Regions from separate parts of the Homo sapiens genome. Here region 2 is linked to region 1. Evidence: chromatin loops called from intact Hi-C (ENCODE). Cell type or tissue: mesothelial cell of epicardium. All regions are shown on one strand.

Evidence for each region. Hi-C counts contacts between places; a loop is a spot of excess contacts. Peaks named below come from ENCODE experiments on the same cell type or tissue, not always from the same donor. Only the 100,000 strongest peaks of a DNase experiment are listed, where the experiment ranks them.
Region 2: it touches region 1 in a loop (17-fold over the local background); 1 of 110 quality-filtered maps calls a loop at or near these places.

The regions. Positions count from the first base shown.
Region 1 is chr17:30,546,042-30,550,041 of GRCh38, reverse strand. No RefSeq gene overlaps it. Among named protein-coding and RNA genes, the nearest start is that of GOSR1, 71 kb to the right of the region's middle. In mesothelial cell of epicardium, no CTCF peak of the experiment used is centred here; a DNase peak (open chromatin) is centred at 1,851.
Region 2 is chr17:30,717,011-30,721,010 of GRCh38, reverse strand. It overlaps the pseudogene SUZ12P1. Among named protein-coding and RNA genes, the nearest start is that of CRLF3, 110 kb to the left of the region's middle. RefSeq lists an enhancer at 1,616-1,665. In mesothelial cell of epicardium, CTCF peaks have their summits at 1,299 and 1,502 (motif pointing right); DNase peaks (open chromatin) are centred at 520 and 1,520.

The DNA.
Region 1 (4,000 bases):
ACGTATGCATGTGTACATGTCTGCTTGCATGTGTGCATGCGTGTGTGGTGCAGGGATATGAGGTGGACAGGATGTCGGAGGGCAGCTCCAGCTCCAAGCTGCACGTTTCTCTGTTAGAATGGTTTAGATTCCCTGGACCACAGCAAGAGAGTGTTTTCACGTGCATCCATTTTTCTTAGCATTGAAACCCATATTTTTAGCAGCATGTAAACCTTAATTTGCTTAACTATTCTTAGAAGCATTTATACCGGTGGTCCCCAACCTTTTTGGTCCCAGAGACCAGTTTCATGGAAGACTTTTCCACGGACCCGGGAGAAGGGGAAAGGATGATGCGGAGATGATTCAAGCCCATTACATTTATTGTGCACTTTATTTCTATTATTATTTCACTGTAATATATAATGAAATAATTATACCATTCACCATAATGTAGAATAAGTAGGAACACTGAGCTTGTTTTCCTGCAACTAGATGGTCCCATCTGGGGGTGATGGGAGACAGTGACAGATCATCAGGCATTAGATTTCATAAGGAGCACACAACCTAGATCCCTGGCATGCGCAGTTCACAGTAGGGTTCATGCTCCTATGAGAATCTAATGGCACCACTCATCTGACAGGAGACACAGCTCATGTGGTAATGCAAGGGATGGGGAGCGGCTGTTTCTACAGATGAAGCTTTGCTCACTGGCTGGCTGCTCACCTCCTGCTGTGCAGCCTGGTTCCAAACAGGAGGGAACCCGTGATTTATCCAGTAAGATAAATCCATTATGTAAGTTGACATTATTCACTCTGCACCACCCAAAATTATCTTGCATACCTACACACACCCAAGGGTCCGACAGCACACTTTGGGAGCTGTAGACAGTAAGCCTGGAGGTCCATTGCGAATTCCATCTCTTCACCCTGTAGGCTAATAGGCTATGTTAGTTTCCTAGGGCTGTTTTACAGTACCACAGACTGGGCACCTTCAACAACAGAATCTTACTGTCTCACAGTACTGGAGGCCATGAGTCCAAGATCAAAGTGTCAGCAGGGTGGGTTTCTTCTGAGGCTGTGCAGGAAGGTTCTGTTCCAGGCCTGTCTCCTGGCATGTCGGTGGCTCCCAGTCTCTAAAAAACAAACAAAAAAAAAAGAATATGGAAAGGAAAGGTCATTCTGATGAAGTCTCAGATGGAAATCAAGAAGAGGTAAATGGAAACTGGAGGAAAGGTGAGTGACGCTTGCCATAAAGTGGCAAAGCACTAGTGTTTGGTGGAAGGCAGAACTTGTGAGTGATGTAACTGAAATTTGGCAGAAGAAATATCTCAGCAAAGTATTGAAGGAGCGGCTTGATTGTCTTGAACGTTTATAGGAAAATGAAAGAAAAAGAGGAATGATTTAGAGACAGAACTTATAATCAAAAGGGAAGCAGAACTTAAAGATTTGGGAAACTTTTAGCCTTCTCAGCCTGCCCGTTTTGAACAGATAAGAAAGTGTGTTTGGGAGCGAACACGAGGGTGTGGGTCAGGAGGCCTGCGTGGATCAGGGCTGTGCTCCTCACCAGGACAATGGAAGAGCGACCCTGAAGGCATTGTGTGGATCACTCAGGCCGCACTCTCGTCACAGGCCCATGGTGCCAGGGCACTGACGGCAGTACGGTTTCCAAGAAAGGCCCTGGGGCGCCCTGAGGACCCCTGAGGACCTTGGGGCTTGCTGCCCAGCACTCCCTGAAGTCGCTGGTTCCCACACTGTGCTGTGGTGCTCCTTGGCTGCTCCAAGTGTTGCTCAATGGGCCCTGGTGGAGTGGGGGACATGCTATCACCCCTCCAGAGGACACAGGCAGAAAACTCTTTGGAGCATCCACGTGGTGCTCATTCTGCAGGTGTGCAGAGTGCAATAGCTGTGGGATATGGCTGCCTCCACCTGCATTTCAAAGTATGTCCCAGACAGCCTTGGGGTCAGGCAGAAAACTGCCACAGGGGCAGGGACACCACAGAACGTTCCCACTAGGGCAATGCCCAGCAGAGCCGTGGGGAAGAGGCTATCCCCAAGATTCCAGGATGGTAGAGCCAGCAGTGTGCAAGTCCACCCTGGGAGAGCCTCAGGCATCAAACTCCAACATGTGAGAGCTGCTGCCTGGGCTGCACCCAGCAAAGCCATGGGGGAAGAGCCACCTGAAGCCCTGGGCCGCCCAACCACATCCTAGTATATCTGGAACATGGGCCATGGAGTCAAAGAAGGTTCTCAAGTTTTAAGATTTAATGTTCTTTTCCCGGTTGGGTTTTGGACTCACTTGGGGCAACAACAACAACCAAAAACACCAAGCTGAAAGCAAAAAACACAAAATAAACACCTTAACCCTATCCCTCCATTTAATGTAATTCAGGACTCTAACCAAGAAGAATTTCTCAATTTCTCAGCAAAGCTACAGGGCTAATATTCAAACCCGCCTATAAGCAATGCTATTTCTTTTCCTTAGGTAATTATTTTCCCAGAACTCTATAAAACAACTAAAATATTTTTGACCAGAAATTAAACATATAAAAAAGACCATCTAGGCCTTTGCAGCATGCACCTCCAAACTCTTCCAGCCTCTACTCATTATCCACTTGCACATTTTTGCGTATTTTTTAGAGCAGCATTCCACTTCCTGGTATCAAAAATCAATACGAGTTTGCTAGGGCTACGGTAAGAATATACCACAGATGGAGGTCTTAAATAACAGAAATATTGTTTCTCACAGTTCGGGGTCCCAGAAGTCCAAGACTAAGGTATCAGCAGAATCGGTTTCTTCTAAGGCCTGGCTCCTTGGCTTATAAGTGGCCACCCTCTTGTCTGTGTCTCCATGTGGTCTTCGGTCTGTGTCTGTGTCCTCATCTCCTCTCCTTATAAGGACACCAGACAGATTGGATGAGGGCTCACCCATATGACCTCGTTTCCCCTTAATTACACCTTTAAAGGTCCCATCTCCAAACACAATCCCATTCTGAGGCACTTGGGGTTAGGACTTCAACGTATCAACTTGGGGGTGGGGGACACAATTCAGCCCATAACACCCGACTTCTGTGCCCCCAAAACTGCTTAGGCAGAAGAAATGATGGGGTGGCTCACCATGGTCCCTTCAAAGCTTCTGCCCAGAAATGGCACCTGTGACTTCTGCTCCACTTCACTGCTCACAGCAGGTAACATGGTTCACTTCAAAGGGACAGGGAGGTGCTATCCTACCATGGATTTAAATATAAGACCTCAAACTATAAAAATCCTAGAAGAAAACCTAGGAAATATCCTTCTCTACATCAGCCTTGCCAAAGAATTTTTGGCTACGTCTCCAAAAGCAATTGCAACAAAAATAAAAAGTGACAAGTGGGACCTAAGTAAATTATGTTGTAAATCAATAAATGTGATTGACTTATTGAATCGGCAAATGTACATTTATTGATTATAAATTTTATACACTTTATAATAAAGAGTTTCTGCACAGCAAAAGAAACCATCAACAGAGTAAACAGACAGCCTACACCATGGGAGAAAATATTCACAAGCTAGGCACCCAACAAAGGCCTAATATCCAAATCTATAAAAAACTTGAACAAATCAGCAAGCAATAAAAACCCCAAATAACCCCACTACAAAATGGGCAAAAGACATGAAAAGACACTTCTCTAAAGAAGACATACAAGTGGACAACAAGCATATGAAAAAATGCCCATCATCACTAATCATTAGACAAATGCAAATCAAAACCACATGAGATCCCATTTCACACTAGACAGAATGGCTACTATTAAAAAGCCAAAAAACAACAGGCACTGGTGAAACCATGGAGCAAAGGCAATGCTTACACACTGTTGGTGGGAATGTAAATTAGTTCAGCCACTGTGGAAAGCAGTTTGGAGTTTTCTCAAAGAACTTAAAACAGAGCTAACATTTCACCCAGAAGTACTATTACTGGGTATATAACCAAAGGAATATAGATCATTATTCCAAAAAGATGCATGCACTCATATGTTCATCGCCAA
Region 2 (4,000 bases), 170 kb before region 1:
CCCCCGGGCCCACACTGTATTTGAGTGTCTATGCAACCTCAGAGCTGGTCACGCCTGGACGTTCTACATCTGGGAAGCCAGGTGAGCCCACACCTGTGTCTGTCCCCCGCTTGCACCTCAGTAGTCTCCAGTCACCTTATTTGTCTTTCTTTTTTCTTTCCTTCTTTCTTCTCTTTCTCTTTTTTTTTTTTTTTCCTTTGAGACAGTAGGATCTTGCTCTGTTGCCCAGGCTGGAGTGCAATGGTGCACTCTCAGCTCACTGCAGCCTCATCCTCCCAGGCTCAAGTGATCCTCCCAGCTCAGCCTCCTGAGTAGCTGGGACTACAGGCACACAAACCCCCGCCTGGCTAATTTTTGTGTTTTTTGTAGAGATGAGGTTTCACCATGTTGCCCAGGCTGGTCTTGAATTCCTGGGCTCAAGCAATCCTCCCGCCTCAGCCTCTCAAAATGCTGGGATTACAGGTGTACCCAGGAATCCATTGCACCCAGCCATAGGTGACCCTATTTCACCCATGGGAAACGGGGCTGCACACCTGCCTGTATGTTCGCATCTAAGCCCTACGTCTGTCTCAAGTCAAGGGTCGGTGCGGCAGGGTGGGCCACTAAGGCCTAGACTCTGTCCTCGGGTGCCCTGGGATGGAGATGGGGAGAGCGACAGGAGGAGAAGTGGCTGCTGGGGGAGAGGGGGCGCCTCTAGCCTGCCCTAGCCTGCAGTTGCCATGGCAACCCTCTGCGCGCTTGAGGGGGTGGGAGTCTGAGTGCCTTGGGTGGGGTGGCGGGGAACCAAGGTGGGGATCTGGGATCTGAGCCCCCTTCATGGTCTTCTCCCTTCTTGGCAGCAGCCGGCCCCTCCACACACAGCCCTCTGGCTGCATCTCCTGCCTCCTGCCCACTCCCCAAACCCAGCCGCCCATGAGCCCACCTCCTCCAGGAAGCCCTCAGGCATCCGGCAGGTCCATAAGGAAGCTGCAGGCCCCGGGGTGACTATGAAGGACCAGCTGAGAGTCGAAGCTCCTGAATTTCAATCTGCTGTGTAGCTTCAGAGCAAGCACTTGGCCTCTCTGAACCTATTTCCCCATTGCTGCTCAGGGACTAACAGACCTACCTCGCAGAGACAGAGCACGTGCCCAGAGAGGGCCCAGGTACATGGTCCTTGGGCAGGGCAGGGTTGTCGCGGCATCTCCAGTCCCTGCCCCATCCTCCAGCTCAGCGGATGGCAGCCCAGTCCCTCCAGGTGCTCAGGAACCGGACAGTCATCCTGGATCCCTCTCCCCTCACATCACATCCAGCCCCGTCAGGTCCTGTGGCTACTCCTTCAGAGCCCACTCACCTCTCGCCACTCCTCAGCTTCTCTGGTCCAGCCCCATCATCTCCTGGCTGGACCCCACTTCCCCACCTCACTGTCTACACCTCGTCTCCCCATCTATCTGCCACCCCTGTCCCATCCAATCTCTACCCCGAGGTGAGAACAATCTTTGCAAAATGAAACTGTCTACAGTATGTTTCCCCCATGGCCACCAGAGGGCGCTTGTGAGCATCTAAGTCAGCTGCTTCCCTCCTCTGCTCAGAACCCTCCGTGGCTCCCACCTCACTCGACCAAAAGCCAAAGTCTGTATCATACAAAGGCTCTGCACTGGGCCGGATGTGGCGGCGCACACCTGTAATCCCAGCACTTCGGGAGGCTGAAGCGGGCTGATTGCTTGGGCTCAGAAGTTCCAGACCAGCCTGGGCAACATAGTGAAACCCTGTCTCTACCAAAAATACAAAAAGTTAGCCAGGCATGGTGGCACACGCCTGTGGTCCCAGCTCCTCGGGAGGCTTAGGTGGGAGGATCTCTTGAGCCCGGGTGGTGGAGGTTGCAGCGAGCTGAGATTATGCCACTGCACTCTAGCTTGGGCAACAGAGCAAGACCCCATCTCAAAAACAAAAAACAAACAGGCCCTGTACAATGTGAAACACCAGGCACTGTTCTGCCTTAGGGCCTCTTCACGGGCTGTTTCTCTCTTCTCCAGATCCCCTCACAGCTCCTCCTGCATCTTCCTTTTGGTCGTTCCTCAAACATCACTAGCTCGGCAAGGTCCTGCTGGCCCCCGCACTCCTACGCCGTGTCCTGACTTGATTTCTCCATACCTATCACCAGCACGCCATGCGTTTTATTTGCTTATGAACTCTCTGCTACTAGATGCTGGCTCTGCAGGGTGGGGTTTGCATACTACACTCAGCACAGTGCCTGGCACAAGCAGGAAGCTGAAATATAATTGTTCAATGAAGAACCTTTTAAAGGTCACCCTGGAGCTGGGTACAGTGGCTCATACCTGTAATCCTAGCACTTTGGGAGACCAATGCAGAATTGCTTGTGGCCAGGAGTTTGAGACCAGCCTGGGCAACACAGTGAGATCCTCTCTCTACAAAAATTTAAAAATTAGCCAGGCATGGTGGCACACACCTGTGGTCCTGGCTACTTGGGAGGCTGAGGCAGCAGGGTCATTCAAGCCCAAAAAGTCAAGGCTGCAGTGAGCTATGATCATGCCACTGCACTCCAGCCTGGGTGACAAAACAAGACTCCGTCTCTAAATAAAATAAAGGTCACCCCAGCCACCAAGCAGCACTAGACTGCAGAGCGGTAGGGGTCGTTCAAAAAATTCCCTGCACCCCCCCGACACCTTCTCCTTCGTCTCCCCATCTATCTGCTACCCCTGTCCCATCCAGTCTCTACCCTGAGGCCAGAATGATCTTTGCAAAATGGAAATCCAATTACACCCCTCCCTGCCTACAACCCTCCATGGCTCCCTATTGCCTGTGATGCTCTAACATGGCATCTCAGGCCCTGCTGTCCTGCCACCTTCCCATCACTTCTACTCAGCGTCTGTCTCTCTCTCACACACAGTTCCTTATTCTGCTCTCCCTCCAAAGGGCTCTGCCCAGAGGACGGCATTCGTATCTCTCATATCCACTCTCACAGAACACAGGGCCTCTGTGTTTTGCTCCCCTAACTGGACTTGGACTCAGCTGTTTAATGTCTGTCTTCTCCACCATCGAGGGACTCTGAGGGCAAAGTACCATTGCGGGTTGGGCTGGCTCTTGTTGCATACCCAGCCCTGGGCAAGGAGTGGATGCTTGTTCATTTGTTTAATGAATGAAGATGAAATAGACCCAAAAAGCAGATCATCTATTCAGTGGATGTTTACCGAGTTCCCAACTGGTCACAAGTGCAATGGAGGAAGGTGTGCCTGAGAGGGGGTATACGTGTAGGTGCAACTGTAGACAGGGTGGCCAGGAAATACCTCCCCTAAAAAGTGACATTTTGGCAGAGGTCTTGAGGAGGTGAGCCATCTAGGTACCTGTGGAAAGAGCATTCTGGGCAGAGGGAACAGCACGTGCAAAGGTCCTGGGGTAGGAATGTGCTGAGATGTGGCTGGGGCCTTGCAAGCAAGGGAAGAGTGGAAGGAGGTGAGGGCAGCTGGGGAGGGGGGTCACAGAGGCCATGCAGGGCCTTGTGGACCTCAAGGAGGACTTTGGCTTTCTAGAGAGGTGGGAGCCATTGGGAATCCTGAACAAAGGAGGGATGGGATCTGGCTCGGGTGTTCACAGGTGTCCTCTGGCCACAGAGATGGAGATCAGACTGTGTGTGGGGAGGGTTGCTGGGAGTGGAGGGTACTCCCTACCCCACCTGTCCCTTGCCTTTTGTCCACAGGGCTGTCAAAGCCAGAAACCTGAAGCTTCCACCAAGTGCTGGCTGCTTCTGGCCCTCACCTTGCTGGTTGCCTCCTGGCCTCCCTTCTGGCCTCCTGGCCTCCCTTCCTGCCAACTATGGCTCTCTCCCATGTAGCAGCTAGAGGGAGCTCATGCTAAACATTCTCACCCTGACATCTGGATCCTGACATAAACCCCCTACCTCTACCCCCATCCCTGCCACAGGCCCTGGCAGCCCCACGGACAAACCAAACAGACTCACAGTCACAAGGCCAGCCAGCAGCCTCCAGCTTCTCTCCATGTGCAG